Linked DNA regions of Homo sapiens: region 1 is linked to region 2. The links are chromatin loops, found by intact Hi-C in ENCODE. Cell type or tissue: endothelial cell of umbilical vein. All regions are shown on one strand.

Region 1 (8,000 bases), 290 kb after region 2:
GAGATTTCTATTTGTTATAACACTCCAATTCTGAGATTTTTAAAAAATGTCTTCCCAACCAACGATGTAAACTAGCACTAAATCTGTCATTCTGATTTGACCTAGTTTGGTTCTTTACACATTTGCAGGGGCAGAGCTTCAACTTGAACTTAGGGCAGTGTGACATACATGCTCTTACTCTGGAACACGTTGCCCTAAGGTGCCATTGATTTACATTTTTGTACTTCTTGTCCGCTTACGATATTTTATATGGTTGTTATTCTGGTCAGACCACTTTGGATTATGATTTTTAAATGCAACTTGTAAAACATTTTTTACATGTTTCTAAAGAACATTTGTAATACTGTTTAATGATTTATATGATATCACTTTGCTAAGTGATAATTTACTTATTCTGTCCTCTTCCTTTGGACGTTTTCCTCCCTACTCTTTTTTTTGTTTGTTTGTTTTACTATAATGAACATGAATCGTGTTAATAACTTTTTGCTTTGTTGGATTGTTTCTTTAGGATACATTTCCAGACATATACTTAGAACATCAAAAACGTATGGACATCTTTTTGATTTCTCATGTGTTATATTATGTCGCATGTGTTATGTTATATGTATATATATATATGTATAACACATATATATATGTCATGTGTTATATTATGTAGGGAGGAAAACGTCCAAAGGAAGAGGACAGAATAAGTAAATTATCACTTATCAATGTGATACCACCATATAAATCATAAAACATTAAACAGTATTACAAATGTTCTTGTTTGAGTTCTTGTTTTCTTGAATCTGTTTGAGTTCTTGTTTTCACTTTTTTCAGATCATATAATTCTATGTTTAACTTTTTGAGGGACTGTCAAACTATCTTCCACTAACTGCACCATTTTACATTCTCACCAATAATGGATGAGGGTTCTGATTTTTCTGCATCTTCACCAACATTTGTTAGTTTCCATTTGTTTTTGATTATAGCCATCCTAGTGGGTGTAAAGTGGTATCGCATTGTTTTTTTTGTTTGTTTGTTTGAGACAGGGTCTTGCTCTGTCACTCAGGTTGGAGTGCAGTGGTTCAGTAATGGCTCACTGCATCCTCAACCTCCTGGGATCAAGGGATCCTCTTGCTTCAGTTCCCCTGAGTAGCTCAGACTACAGGTGCGTGCCACTATGCCTGGCTAATTTTTGTGTTTTTGTAGAGATGGGGTTTTACCTTGTTGCCTAGGCTGGTCTTGAACTCCTGGGCTCAAGTGATCCACCCGCCTTGGCCTCCCAAAGTGCCGGGATTACAGGCATGAGCCACCACACTAGGCCTCATTGTGGTTTTGATTTACATTCTCCTAATGAATAATGATGCACTTTTCAAGTGCATATAGTTCATTTGTATATCTTTGGAGAAATGTCTATTCAGGTCTTTGCTAATTTTTGAATTAGTTTTTTGTTAGTGGTGGTGATGAATTGTTAAGAGTTCTTTATATATTCTAGATGTTAATTTCTTATCAGATATATGAATAGCAGCTATTACCTTCCACTCTGTCATTCACTCTCTTGGTAGTGCCTTTTCAGGCACAAAAGTTTTTTTTTTTTTTTTGAGATGAAGTCTTGCTTTGTTGCCTAGGCTGGAGTGCAGTGGCACGATCTTAGCTCACTGCAGCCTCCGGCTCCTGGGCTCAAGCAATTTTCCTGCTTCAGCCTCCTGGTTAACTGGGATTACAGGCGCCCACCACCACGCCCAACTAATTTTTTGTATTTTTAGTAGAGACGGGGTTTCACCATGTTGGCCAGGCTGGTCTCGAACTCCTGACCTCAGGTGATCCACCCACCTCGGCCTCCCAGAGTGCTGGGATTACAGGTGTGAGCCGCCGTGCCCAGCCAAGTTTTTAATTTTGATGACGTCCACTTTTTCTAGTTTTTCTTTTGTTGCCTGTGCTTTTGTTCATATTCAATAGATCATTGCCAAATCCAGTGTCATAAAGCCTCTATGTTTTCTTCTGAGAGTTTTATAGTTTTAGTTCTTATGTTTAGGTTTTTGATCCATTTTGAATTAATTTTTGTATTAATTTTTGGTAAGGGTCCAACTTTATTCTTTTGCATGTGGCTGTCCAGTTTTCCCAGGACTATACCCTGGTTGACAAAATTGTGCTTTCCCTGTTGAATGATCTTGGTACCCTTGTTGAAAATCAATTGATCATATATGCGAGGGTTTATATCTTGACTCTGTGTTCTATTCCATTGATTTATATGTCCGTTTTTATTAGGCATTATCTTTATGTATCTTTACCCCACTGTTCTCATTGCTGTAGCTGTGTACAGTAGTAAGTTTTGAAATCAGGAAGTGTGAGTCCTTCAATTTTGTCTTTTTCGAGATTGTTTTGCTTCAGTGTCTTGAGATTATTCCATATTAATTTTAGGATGGACTTTTCTATTTCTTCCAAAAGATGCTGTTAGGATTTTGACAGAGATTGCCTTGAATATGTAGATTGATTTGGGTAATATTGTCATCTTAACAATATTAAGTCTTTTAAGCCATGAAGATGGGATGTCTTTCCATTTATTTATGTCTTTAATTCCTTTCAACTATGTTTTGTGGTTTTCAGTGTACTGTTTTTTTCCTTCCTTGGTTAAATTTATTCCTAAGTATTTTATTCTTGTTGATGCTATTGTAAATGGAATTATTTTGTTTTATTTTTGGATTGTTCATTACTAGTATATAAAAGTGCAATTGATTTTTGCATGTTGATTTTGTATCCTGCAATTTGCTGAATTTATTAGTGCTAACAGATTTTGGTGTGGAATCTTTAGGTGTTTCTACATACAAGATCATGTCATTTGTGAAAAGAGATCATTTTTCTTCTTCCTTTTCATTTTTAATGGCTTTTGTTTCTTTTTCTTGCCTAATTGCTCTGGCTAGAACTTTTCATACTATGTTGAATAGAAGTGGTAAAAGTAGGCATCCTTGTCTTGTTTCTTGAGCTTAGAGGAAAAGCTTTTAGTCTTTGACCATTCAGTATGATGTTAGCTGGGGGCTTTTTTATATGGTGCTTCTATCATGTTGAGGAAGTTTCCTTGTATTCCCAATTTGTTGAGTGTTTTTTTTTTTTTTTTTTAAATCATGAAAGAGTGTTGAATTTTGTCAAATGCTTTCTTCTGCATCAACTGAGATGATCATGGTTTGCTTTTTTCTCATTATTTTGTTAATGTTACGATCAATTTTCATATGTTGAACGTCCTTTCATTCCAGAAATAAATCCCATTTGGTTATGATGTCTATTTAGATTTTGAAGACTGTTTTTGATTTTTAAACTTTATAAGAGCTCTCTATAGAATATGTGTGTGTGTGTGTGTGTGTGTGTATAAGGTAACAACTTTAAACATTTGGTACATTTGATAAAAATATTTCCCTCATTCTCTTCCTCTTTTAGTTTGGTACTTTTGTATATTACAGAAAGTTTTAATTTATATTTTTTAACCTGACCTTTTCCCTTACTGCTTTTGTTACTATATAGCTGAAAATGGTATTCTTGTATATAGGATAATTTTTCTTTCTTTCTTTCTTTTTTTTTTTTTTTTAGCTTTGTTTCTACTGTGTTCTAAAATATTTACCTCTTTAGAATATGGAGTTTACTTTGGTGAATGTGTACAGTGAGGATTTCCTTTAAGGTTTGGTATTTCCCATCTCGTGTAGTATAGTGAGTGGTTAGTGTTCAAATCCTGGCTGCACCACTTGCTAGCCTCGAGACCTTTGGCACTTAACTCTTTGGGCTTAATTTCCTCATGTGTAAAGTGGAGATAAGAGTATATCTGTTTCATAAGGCTGTTTTGAAAACAAATGAGAGAAAAACTTGGCAGGGGGCCTGGCATGCCATCAGGGCTCACTGAGAGCTAACTGATGTTGTTACCATTGTTACTCCAACCTTATGATCATCCTGCTTATTTACAAAAGGTTTCTCTGTATTTAGAGTTACGGTTTATTTCTGAATTTTGTATTCTGTTTCATCAATTCTTTTACTGGTGCTGTTTAGTGTTATTGTTGCTTATTCTTCTTTCTCATGCTACTTAAAGTTTCTCTAAATTTTAGAATCATTTTGTCAAGTTTCAAAAACAAAGTAATCTGTTCGATTTGTGTGTGTGTGTGTGTGTGTGTGTGTGTGTGTGAGAGAGAGAGAGAGAGACAGGGTCTCACTGTGTTGCCCAGGCCGGAGTGTAGTGGCATGATATTGGCTCACTGCAGCCTTGACCTCCCAGGCTCAAGTGGTCCTTCCACCTCAGCCTCCCGAGTAGCTTGGACTACGGGTGCATGCCACCACGCCTGGCTAACTTTTGTTATTTTTTTGTAGAGATGGGTTTTGCCATGTTGCCCAGGCTGGCCTTGAACTTCTGGGCTGAAGTGATTTGCCCATCTCTTCCTCCCAAAGCGCTGAGATTATAGGCATGAGCCACTGCGCCTGGCCAATCTGTGTGAATTTTAATTTTAAATATATGCATTAATTTGGGGCAGGTAACCACGTTTGCTGAATGCCTGCCTGTCACTGATAAAATCAACAACTTTCCACAAAATATCAACTAAAAATGCTATAGTAGGAAAGCCTGAATTGACCGATAACTGAGGAAGAAATGGAAAGCTATTAAAGAACTGCCTGTTCCCTCAAAGGGTAGCAGGATTGGATGGATTTTTTCATACATTCTTCCAAGGATCAGATAATCCCCATGTTGTATGAACTGTTTAAAAACATATAAAAATCAGTCTCAGAGGCAAAATGATTCGGTTTCCTAAATCCATTGCCGTCTCCCCCCAACTCCCTCATGTGCAGTGATTATGTCTTATTCAACATCGAATCTCTGTGCCTGGCTTGTAGGAGGTGCACAACGTGTTGATTAATCTGAGAGGAACGTGGCACAACCAAAGACAGCTTGCAGAGCAGCCAGCCCCAGCCTCTGATGTTATAAATGTAGATGTGCTGGTGGTGGGCCAGTTCTGTCGTGGGCTTGGGTCAGACCTCACTTGAGGACTGTGATTACTCTTGGGCTTTAAGCTTTGAGAGGGGAGAGGAGAAATTAGAAAAGGAAATGGCGGGCCTCGTATACAGGATTTATGAGCAGGTTGTCTGAAAATAGGATGAGTTGCCTCACATAATAGTATTTTTCCTATCATCACACAAGCTTAAGCAGAGTCTTGGGTGATACTGTAGGGGGGCAGTCACATGCTTCATAGTGGATTGGGCTGGATTCACTTACTTTCTTTTCTTTGTCTCTTGCTGCTTTCTTCTGACTTTTGAGCTTATAAAAATGTATGTTAGAAGCAGTGTTGACAGTGTTTGGCAGCTTTATGGGTGTGTGAAGAGTGGATAAGGAGGAGGAGATGAAAATAACGTAGAGGTTTTAAAACGGTGTTTGGGGATGGCACTCTTGACGATTGGAAAAATAAAATGGAAAGCCATTCTGGAGGTGGGTGGATAAGTTTCGTTTTGGTTGGGTCATACAGTATTTGAACCTAAGAATCCCAAGAAAACTTTTATTAAAAGCTATATTTATTGAATGTTACCATTTTCAGGTACTGTGCAATGTGAATCATTTAAGTTTTTGGTGACCCATGTAGAAAGGAACTGATCTAGTCTAAACATGGAACTATCTCTTAAATCAAGATAACAGCTGTAATCATATAGATGCTTTTCCTGAGTTAGTTGTTTTATGTCTTCCTTTGTGTGACTTAAAGTTTTTAGTTTGACTCTGCTACTTTTGTTCTATTTGTGCGTGGCTTGATGGATTTTTCCTGTCCCCATCTATACACTCGTCACAATGAGGGGCTACTAAATAAGGCAGTGTTCTCTGTTTGTGTAGTCCCCACAGCTGTTTCCTATAGTAAAGACTCTGGAAAACAATGACCTCATAGTTTCCACAAAAAAAAAAAAAAACCTTTTATATTTAGTAGGGGAAAATAAATCATTCAAAATTCAGTAATTTAAAGTTATGTCCTCTGTTGCTTCTTCCTTCAAAAATATTATTGTTTGCTCTGCTAATTAATTGTTCATTGGCTGTTCCTCAAATGACCTTTTATGTTTAACAAACAACATTTTTGCAGTGGAGCACGTCGGGATATCTTGTCTTTCGTTTGATTGTGATCTTTCTCTATTTAGAAATCATTGTTTTAAGCCATGGACTGTGGCAGTTCCTAGAGCAATTGGCCAGTCACTGAACATCTGTTGCTTCTTCCCTCCAGCTGTTGGGTTCGGATGGTAGCAAACAGTGTGTCCACAAATAAACAGTTGACGCTTTAGAAGATTTCATAGGACTGGTCAGGAAATGCCTTTGTTGGTATCTGCTTCTACTGGAAGGACCCCTTCTTTGTAAACACATCACTAGCTCAGTATATGTTTTGGCTTTAATTCTTGGTATTCTTTTGATCTTGAAGAGCAAGGCAGAGAGCCATCTGATTGTCAGGAGATTTAAGAAACAATAATAATCACAGTGATGGAAATGCCGCTTATTTGTGTAGGGCCATATCATTTACAAAGTGAATTCATGTACACAAGCCCAGAGAGAAAAGCAAGCTGATGATGGCAGGTTCCATGTGCCTTTTATGGTTCATTAGAGTTCTTCAGCATCAAATGCCCTCCCATTCATTGCTACACTCATTTTACTGCTTGCTCATTTCAGTCCTTTGGTACTCTAGTGACACAACAGGTTTCTGTGTTTGATCCTGTCCCCAACAACATTTTTGCCTGTGAGTTGGATGAGGACCTAACCTAGGTATATTAATTGAATTTGTAAATGTCTTCTACAAAAATTTGGCTGGGCATGGTGGCTTATGACAGTAATCCCAGCACTTTGGGAGGCTGAGGGTGGAGGATTGCTTGAGCCCAGGAGTTCAAGACCGCCAGGGCAGCATAACAAGATCCTGTGTCTACAAAACTAAAATAAAATACAACTTTAATTTGTTACTATTTTTAGACAGTCTTGCTCTGTCGCCCAGCCTGGAGTGCAGTGGCATGATCATAGCTCACTGCAGCCTTGAATTGCAGGGCTTGAGATCCTCTTGCCTCATCCTCCCGAATAGCTAGAACTGCAGGTGCACACTACCATGCCTGGATAATTTTTGTATTTTTTTGTGAGATGGGGTATGTTGCCCAGACTGGTCTCAAATTACTGGCCTTGAGTGATCCTCACACCTTGGCCTTCTAAAGTGCTGGGATTACAAGTGTGAGCCACAGCGCCCAGCTGAATTTCTAAATGTCTTGACGGGTATAGCGTATACTCCAAGTTAGAGAATGCAGGTCCGTTAAGATCTTTAATTAAAATTAACAGCTAAAATGGAATAGAATCCTGCATCTTGCATTTGGATCCAAAAATGAACTAACTACCCCATAGCACCTATGTGAAAGGACCTGGGTGTGTTACTAGCACGTGACTTACGCTGATGTATCTGCCAAAAATGTTTAAGGTTTTTATGCTACCTTCAAAGAAGTATCTTGATCTGGGGTGGTGGGTGATAGTGCTGTTCCTGTCAGACCACACCTAGGATTTTATGTTTACGTGTCATTCTGGAAACCTAGGATATCATGTAATTTCTGGGCTGACAAACTGTAGTGTGTCTAGAGTTGGTGGTGGAAGACTCCCTAGGGGAGTCTTTCAGCAGGGAGAGGGGATTGCTTTGAGAGAAAGCATTTGTCTTTGCACATAATTCCAACTCCTGTAGTTCCGGCCCTCATTATGTCTCAGTCACACAATTGCAGTAGCCTTCTAGCCCCTCCGCTGTTGCTAAACTCTGTCCTTTCTAATTGGTAGTTTTTCTTTTTTAAAATTTTATTATATTAAAAAATATTAGTTGGGGGGGGGGTGTCACTTTGTTGACCAGGCTGGGCTCGAACTCCTGGCCTCAAGTGATACTCCCATCTTGGCCTCCCAAAATGCTGGGATTATGGGCGTGAGCCACCACGCCTGGCCTAATTGATAGTTTTGGTTGCTGCCAGATGAATCTTATTAAAGTTTACTTGAAATTACATGTTTTCCT
Region 2 (8,000 bases):
ACTGCAGCCTCCACTTCCTGGGCTCAGGTAATTCTCCTACCTCAGCCTCCCCAGTAGCTGGGACTACGGGTGCACACCACCACACCTGGCTAATTTTTGAACATTTTTTGTAGAGACAGGATCTTACTTTGTTGCCCAGGCTGGTCTCAAACTCCTAGGCTCAAGCGATCCTCCCACCTTAGCCTCCCAAAGTGTTGGGATTAGAGGCATGAGCCACTCTGCACTTGTCCTGAATTTATTAACTCTAAAAGTATTTTGTGGATTAAGATTTTCTACACATAAAATAATGTCATCTGTGAACAGAGATAACTCTTGTTTTCAATTTGGATGCCTTTTCTTTCTTTCTTTCTTTCTTTCTTTTTTTTTTTTTTTTTTTGTCCAATTGCTCTGGCTAGGACTTCTGGTTCTTTGTTGAATAGAGTGGCAAAAGCAGGCATCCTTATCTTGTTCCTGTTCTTACCATCTCTTACCAATGGGTATCACGTTAGCTGTGGGTTTTCATATATGGCCTTTATTATGTGGAGGAAGTTTCCTTCTATTCCTAGTTTAGTGTTTTTCTCATGAAGGGTATGGAATTTTGTCAAATATATTTTCTGCATTAATTGAGATGATCATGTATTTTCCCTTCATTCTGTTAATGTGGTGTATTACATTGATTCATTTTAAAAAATTAGAGATTTATAATATTTTTATTTTTTGAGCCTGGTCTCAAATTCCTAACTTCAAGTGATCCTCCTGTTTTGGCCTCCCAGGTGCTGGGATTACAGGGCTGAGCCACCACTGTGCCCGGCCTTGATCCATTTTTGTTTAGTTTAACCATTCTCACATTCCTGGGTGAATCCTACTTGATCATGGTGTACAATGTTTTTTAATATGCTGCTGAACTCAGCTTACTAGTGTTTTCTTGAAGATGTTTACATGTGTATTCATAAGGCATGTTGGTTTACAGTTCTTCTCTTTTCTTTGTTTCTTTTGTTTTGAGACAGAGTCTTGCTCTGTCACCTAGGCTGGAGTGCAGTGGCAACATCTCAGCTCACTGCAATCTCTGCCTACCAGGTTCAAGCAATCCTCCTGCCTCAGCCTCCCAAGTAGCTGGGATTACAGTCGTGCACCACCATGCCCAGCTAATTTTTTTGTATTTTTAGCAGAGACGGGGTTTGACCATGTTGGTCAGGCTGGTCTCGAACTCATGACCTCAAGTGATCCACCTACCTAGGCCTCCAAAAGTGCTGGGATTACAGGCATGAGCCACCACACCTGGCCCATAGTCCTCTCTCTAGTTAATTTTTGGTGACCATCAAAAAAATGCCACATGAATGTGTTCGTTAGATTTGAAAATAACTAGACACTTGGGGCCACTGATAGACATGAACTTGCCAGTTGTTCTAGGCAAGTTGCAAGTTCCAAGTCTTGCCAGTTTACTTTCTGAGCATGTTCACATTTGCCATGAGGAAAACTTTGGGCTTATAGCTCTAAACTAGATCACTTTTCATCTATCAGGGGAGATCCTTTTGAGATGACCCAGGAGATAGCTTCTTTAAAAGTTATACTTCTTTAAAAGGTGATGTGGCTCACACCTGTAATCCCAACACCTTGGGAAGTTGAGGAAGGAGGATCACTTGAGGCTAGGAGTTTGAGACTAGCCTGGGCAACATAGTGAGACCCCGTCTCTACAAAAAAATAAAATAAAATAAAAAATTAATCAGGTGTGGTAGTGTTCCTGTAGTATCAGCTACTTGGGAGGCTAAGGTGGGAAGATCACTTGAGCCTGGGAGTTAAAGGCTGCAGTGAGCTATGATTATGCCACTGCACTTCAGCCTGGGTGGCAGAGTGAGACCCTGTCTCAAAAAAGTTTTTAATTTTTAATTTTAATTTTTATTTTTTTGAGACAGAGTCTCGCTCTGTCACCCAGGCTAGAGTGCAGTGGCACAGTCTTGGCTCACTGCAACCTGCACCTCCCGGGTTCAAGTGATTCTCCTGCCTCTGCTTCCCGAATAGGTGGGATTACAGGCATGCGCCATCACACCCGGCTAATTTTTGTATTTTTAGTAGAGACAGGGTCTTGCCGTGTTGGCCAAGCTGGTCTTGAACTCCTGGCTTCAAGTGATCCACCTTCCTTGGCCTCCCAAGGTGCTGGGATTATAGGCATAAGCCACCGTGCCTGGCATCTCAAAAAAGTTTTTTAAAAAAGGTGGGCTCCTATTTGGCTCCATGTGCTAAGGCAGGTACACCTCTCTCTCACTGCAGGTTTTCCAGAAGCCCCACGAGGTGGTAATGGTGCTGCTGATTCAGACCCTGGGGGCCCTCATGCCCTCGCTGCCCTCCTGCCTCAGCAACGGCGTGGAGAGGGCAGGGCCCGAGCAGGAGCTCACCAGGCTGCTGGAGTTCTACGACGCCACCGCCCACTTCGCCAAGGGCTTGGAGATGGCACTGCTCCCCCACCTACGTAAACATTCCTTCCTGCCAGTTCTCTAGCTTGTCTTTACTCGCTCTTTCTGAAGCTTCTGGGGCCTGGATTTGTTTGCCTTTTCAGATGACTGATTTTACAGAAATGGAAGGGATCGGTGTTTTCCTTCTCAGCAGATGTGGAGGGCTTTTCCATGAAAAAACATTGCCATCAAGGAAATAGTTGTTTAATATCTTTGCCTGGCTCCAGTGCTGCCTGGGTGCCTTACATGCTCTGGGGAAGTGATGGACACCTCTGTGGGGCTTGGGATATAAAAGAGGCATCACAGTGAGGCAGGTAGATGTTATGGCAAAGAGTTGGCGGCAGATTACACCAGGAGGCAAGTGTGCTTATCCTTTGAAGTCATCACGAAGCCTCAGACATTTCAACCTCAAAAGTCAGTTTTAGAGAACAAACAGGCTACAAGGGCTTTTTTTTTTTTTTTTTTTTTGAGATGGAGTTTCGCTCTTGTTGCCCAGGCTGGAGTGCAATGGTACGATCTTGGCTCACCACAACCTCCACCTCCTAGGTTCAAGCAATTCTCCTGCCTCAGCCTCCCAAGTAGCTGGAATTACAGGCATGCAGCACCACGCCTGGCTAATTTTGTATTTTTAGTAGAGATTGGGTTTCTCCATGTTGAGGCTGGTCTCGAACTCCTGACCTCAGGTGATCTGCCCGCCTCGGCCTCCCAAAGTGCTGGGATTACAGGCATGAGCCACTGTGCCCAGCCTACAGGGGCTTTTTGAAGGAGCAACAGCAAGTGTCCCAGGGCAGGGGAGCTGTGTTAGGACTACAGGTGGTTGTAGAGAAAATGGGCTTTCCCCGGTGGCCGACTGAGAGCAGAGCACCCCTTACTCCCATTTGGGTAAACAGTGCCTGGTGTGTGATGCTCTCCAAGCTCTTTCCCGTCTATGTTAAAAGCTTTATAAATTTTTAAAGAACACAGACCCCGTGACGCATGTTGCTGTCAAATCAGGAAATTGCTTCAGGAAGGCCTTGTTCTGCTGTTCGGCGGCTGTGTGTCACTGACTTGGTTTATTTAATAGTTCTTCTCTTTAATTACATCTGTGTATAATTGCCTTGTACGTTCCAGGGAGTGTGTTTATTGTTCGGATTCCTGATGACTCATCGGTGTTTTTGGCATGCTCACAGGTCAGGCCTTAGTTATGGGAAAGGCCCAGTGGATGGGGAAGCTTCCAAGGGACCGTGATGCCTTTGTGGAAGTGGCTAAGGAGAGTTGAGAGAGCTGGGCTAAGGCGAGTTGCTGCAGCACAGTGGGACGAAGGTGGAGCAAGGAATGGCTGCATCCTTCCCCTGGGGATGGATGTAGTGGGGAAGAGAACCACCCTTGAGACAGATCTGGAAGTGCTTTGCTAGTCAGCCATGGGACGAGTCTCACTCTCGCCCAGGCTGGAGTGCAGCGGTGTGATCTTGGCTCACTGTAACCTCCACCTCCTGGGTTCAAACAATTCTCCTGCCTCAGCCTCCTGAATAGTTGGGACTACAGGTGTGTGCCACCACACCAGGCTAATTTTTGTATTTTTTAGTAGAGATGGGGTTTCGCCATGTTGGCCAGGCTGGTCTCGAACTCATGACCTCAGGTGATCGACCCGCCTCAGCCTCCTGAAGTGCTGGGATTACAGCAGGTGTGAGCCACCATGCCTGGCTGGGACTTTAGATTTCATTTTTTTTTTTTTTTTTTTTGAGACAGAGACTTGCTTTGTTGCCCAGGCTGGAGTGCAGTGGCGTGATCTTGGCTCACTGCAACCTCTGCCTCCCAGGTTCAAGCAATTCTCCTGCCTCAGCCTTCTGAGTAGTTGGGATTACAGGCACACACTACCACACCTGGCTAATTTTTTTGTATTTTTAGTAGAGACGAGGTTTCACCATGTTGGCCAGGCTGGTCTCAAACTCCTTGCCTCAAGCAATCCACCCATCTTGGCCTCCCAAAGTACTGAGATTACAGGTGTAAGCCACCACACCTGACCTAGATTACTAATGATTCTCCCTGAGGTTTTCCAAAAGAGTTTTAGTTTTTCTTTTAACTTAAAAATTTTTTGGAAACACACACAAAAATAAAAAGAGAGCAAGAACAATCCATAAACTCATCAGTCAGAGCCACCAACAACATTATTTGCTTCCAGTAATACAAATATAAATATACATTGTTCACAAATATTAATATACTTAATATCTACCATATAAATATTATGTAATAAATACATAACATATTAAATATATTAAATACTTTTATATATTTACATGTAATAATATATGTTATATAATATATACAAAATATCTTAAAATATTGGTTGTAGACAGTCTTATATTTTCATTTTTTGAAATGCTCAAAATAATATAATGGGCATTTTCTTATGTCATTAAATGTTTTCCTAAGACATAGTTTTGTTGTCTTTATTTTTTTTTTGTTTTTTTGAGACAGGGTCTTGCTCTGTCGCCCAGGTTAGAGTGCAGTGACACTATCACAGCTTACTGTAGCCTTGAACCTTCTGGGCTCAAGTGATTCTCTGAACTCAGTCTCCTGAGTAGTTGAGACCACGGGCACATGCCACCAAGGCTGACTCATTTTTAAAAATTTTTTGTAGAGACAGGGTCTTCCTATTTTGCTCAGGCTGATCTCAAACTCCTAGGCTCAAGTGATTCTCCTGCCTTGGCCTCTCAAAGTGCTGGGATTACAGGTGTGAGCTACCACACCTGGCCAATTTACTACCATTTTTAATCACTATGATATATAAAACTATAATGAACTGTTTTATACATTAGTTTTTGAGCCTAGCTCCGATTATTCCTTAGGATAAGTTTAAATTTGCAGTTGCTCAGAAATGAAAACTTTGAAGATACTTGTCACATTTTGTTCTTTTTTTTTTTTTTTTTTTTGAGATGGAGTCTCACTCTGTTGCCCAGGCGGGAGTGCAGTGGCACAATTTCGGCTCACTGAAGCCTCCACCTCCTGGGTTCATGCCATTCTCCTTCCTCAGCCTCCTGACACATTTTGTTCTTTAGACCTGTTTTTGTATCTATCAGTAGTGAACGAAGGTGCCTGTGTTGCCATCCCCTCACCAGCACTAGATTCTTTTTTTCTCCTGTCATTGCCAGGTTCTTAGACAATTACTGATATGCCATTTTAGTTTTTCACTTTGGTTATTAGCAAGTTTGAAAGTTACATGATAAAAAGTATCTTTTCTCTTTTGAATTGCTTATTCTTTAGCCTGTTATTCTGTTTGGGAGTTTAACCTATTTCTGGTTAATTTATAAGAGCAATTTATTTAAAATAATATATTATTAAATATATTATAAAAAGCAACAAAATATGTATTATAAGAATTAATGATATAGAAATCTGTGACACAAAATAACTCTCCTATAATCCCACTTTAACCACTGTTACAAATTTGGTGCATATTCCTGAAAGATCCTTATATAGTGAGGAATTTTTACCATTGCTTATCAAATATGTTGTAAATATATTGCCTAACTTTTAATTTTACCCTTAACATTTTTTCTATTATTTTAATAGTTAATACATGTACCTAATACAATTCAAAATATAAAAGATTATGCAATATAAAGTAAATTTTTAAAAATTTAGGTTGACTTTATCATTATAGAAAAATCTAGGAAAAAACAAGGAAGGAAAAAGAAATCATTCTCAACTCACCATTCAGAAACAGCATTTTGGGCCAGGCATGGGGGCTCGCACCTGTAATCTCAGCACTTTGGGAGGCCAAGGTGAGGGAGTCATTTGATTCTAGGAGTTCAAGATCAGCTCTGGAAACATATACCCCATCTCTACAAAAAAAAAAAAAAAAAAAAAAAATTAGCCAGGTATAGTAGCATACACCTGTAGTACTAGCTACTCAGGAGGCTGGGGTGGGGAGATCTCTTGAGCCTGGGAGGCCAAGGCAATGGTGACCTGTGGTTGGACCACTGCACCTTAGTCTGGGGAACTGAGTGAGATCCTGTCTCGAAGAAAAAAGAAAAGAAGAAGAAAAAAGAAATAACACTTTGGATTCTATACATGTGCAGATTTGATTATTACCATGTTAGACCCACATTACTTTACCTAATCTCTACAAAACCTTGTAAAATTGGTGCCAGAAATCAAGAGCAGCAGACTTTAGCTGAGTGAGTATTGAAGGAGAAGTAGGAGTTAACTAGATAAAGAGGGGAAGGGACGAAGCCGGTCCTTCCAGACAGAGGATCAGCATGTGAACAGAAGGAAGCTTTTAGGAACTGAGAGAAGGCTGGGAGCTAGAGGAAGAGGGAAGGAGGATGAGGCTGTAGAAGTAATAATAAAACTAGCTGAAGGAGGGGACCAGAAGGATGTGAGGATACCAGTAAGTAGGCTATTACATTTACTAATCCCCTGTTGAGACTGTGTCCAAAGCTTTCTGATTCTGAGCCATGTTTCCATGAACATCCTTCTGTCTCTGTGTATTTGTTGATTTCTTTGAGATGATTTTCAGGAATTGAATTACTGTGTTGTAGAATATGCACATTTACATTCTGATACAGCGTGTTTTACATTTTTATGTGGTTGAACGTAGGAATTTTTGGAATGCCTGGGCTATGGGGTATCCTTTTGTTTTTTGTTTTTGTTTTGAGACGGACTCTCGCTCTGTCACCCAGGCTGGAGTGCAGTGGTGTAATCTCAGCTTCCCGGGTTCAAGGAATTCTCTTGCCTCAGCCTCCCAGGTAGCTGGGACCACAGATGCATGCTACCATGCCCAGCTAAATTTTTTTTGTATTTTTAGTAGAGATGGGGTTTCACAGTATTGGCCAGGGCTGGTCTCAAACTCCTAACCTCAAGAAATCCGCTCACCTCGGCCTCCCAAAGTGCTGGGATTACACGTGTGAGCCACCACGACCTGCCAGTGGGGGTATTCTGTTTCTAGGAAGTCCTAGGAACATGTGGCATGGGAATTGTTCTTCCTGTATTGCCTTTTCTCTGTGGCAGTTCTTTTTTTTTTTTTTTTTTTGAGATGAAGTCTTACTCTGTCACCCAGGCTGGAGTGCAGTGGCATGATCTTGGCTCATTACAACCTCCACCTCCTGGGTTCAAGCAATTCTCCTGCCTCAGCCTCCCGAGTAGCAGGAATTACAGGTGCCCGCCACTACGCCCGGCTAATTTTTGTATTTTTAGTAGAGATCGGGTTTCACCATAATGGGTAGGCTGGTCTCAAACTCCTGACCTCAGGTGATACGCCCACCTCCGCTTCCCAAAGTGCTGGGATTACAAGTGTGAGCCACCGAGCCCAGCCTCTGTGGCAATTCTTGAACCTGACCTTGATGAGGGTTATCTTTTTTTTTTTTTTTGAGATGGAGTCTCGCTCTTGTTGCCCAGGCTGGAATGCAATGGTGTGATCTCAGCTCACCACAACCTCCACCTCCCAGGTTCAAGTGATTCTCCTGCCTCAGCCTCCCGAGTAGCTGGGATTACAGGCATGTGCCACCATGCCCAGCTAATTTTGTATTTTTAGTAGAGACAAGGTTTCGGTTTCTCCATGTTGGTCAAGCTGGTCTCAAACTTCTG

What was found. Hi-C counts contacts between places; a loop is a spot of excess contacts. Peaks named below come from ENCODE experiments on the same cell type or tissue, not always from the same donor. Only the 100,000 strongest peaks of a DNase experiment are listed, where the experiment ranks them.
Region 1: a loop joins it to region 2, with 8 times the contacts of the local background. A loop is called at or near these places in 3 of 110 quality-filtered maps.

Annotation. Positions count from the first base shown.
Region 1 is chr16:23,130,237-23,138,236 of GRCh38, reverse strand. The region is part of intron 1 of USP31 (ubiquitin specific peptidase 31); the gene reads left to right. Among named protein-coding and RNA genes, the nearest start is that of USP31, 15 kb to the left of the region's middle. In endothelial cell of umbilical vein, no CTCF peak of the experiment used is centred here; DNase peaks (open chromatin) are centred at 3,846, 4,976, 5,786 and 6,216; H3K27ac peaks cover 4,262 bases.
Region 2 is chr16:23,419,195-23,427,194 of GRCh38, reverse strand. It overlaps COG7 (component of oligomeric golgi complex 7), which reads left to right. Exons shown (of 17, transcript NM_153603.4): 7 at 2,248-2,446. Among named protein-coding and RNA genes, the nearest start is that of COG7, 30 kb to the left of the region's middle. RefSeq lists an enhancer at 2,382-2,927. In endothelial cell of umbilical vein, no CTCF peak of the experiment used is centred here; a DNase peak (open chromatin) is centred at 3,554; H3K27ac peaks cover 2,315 bases.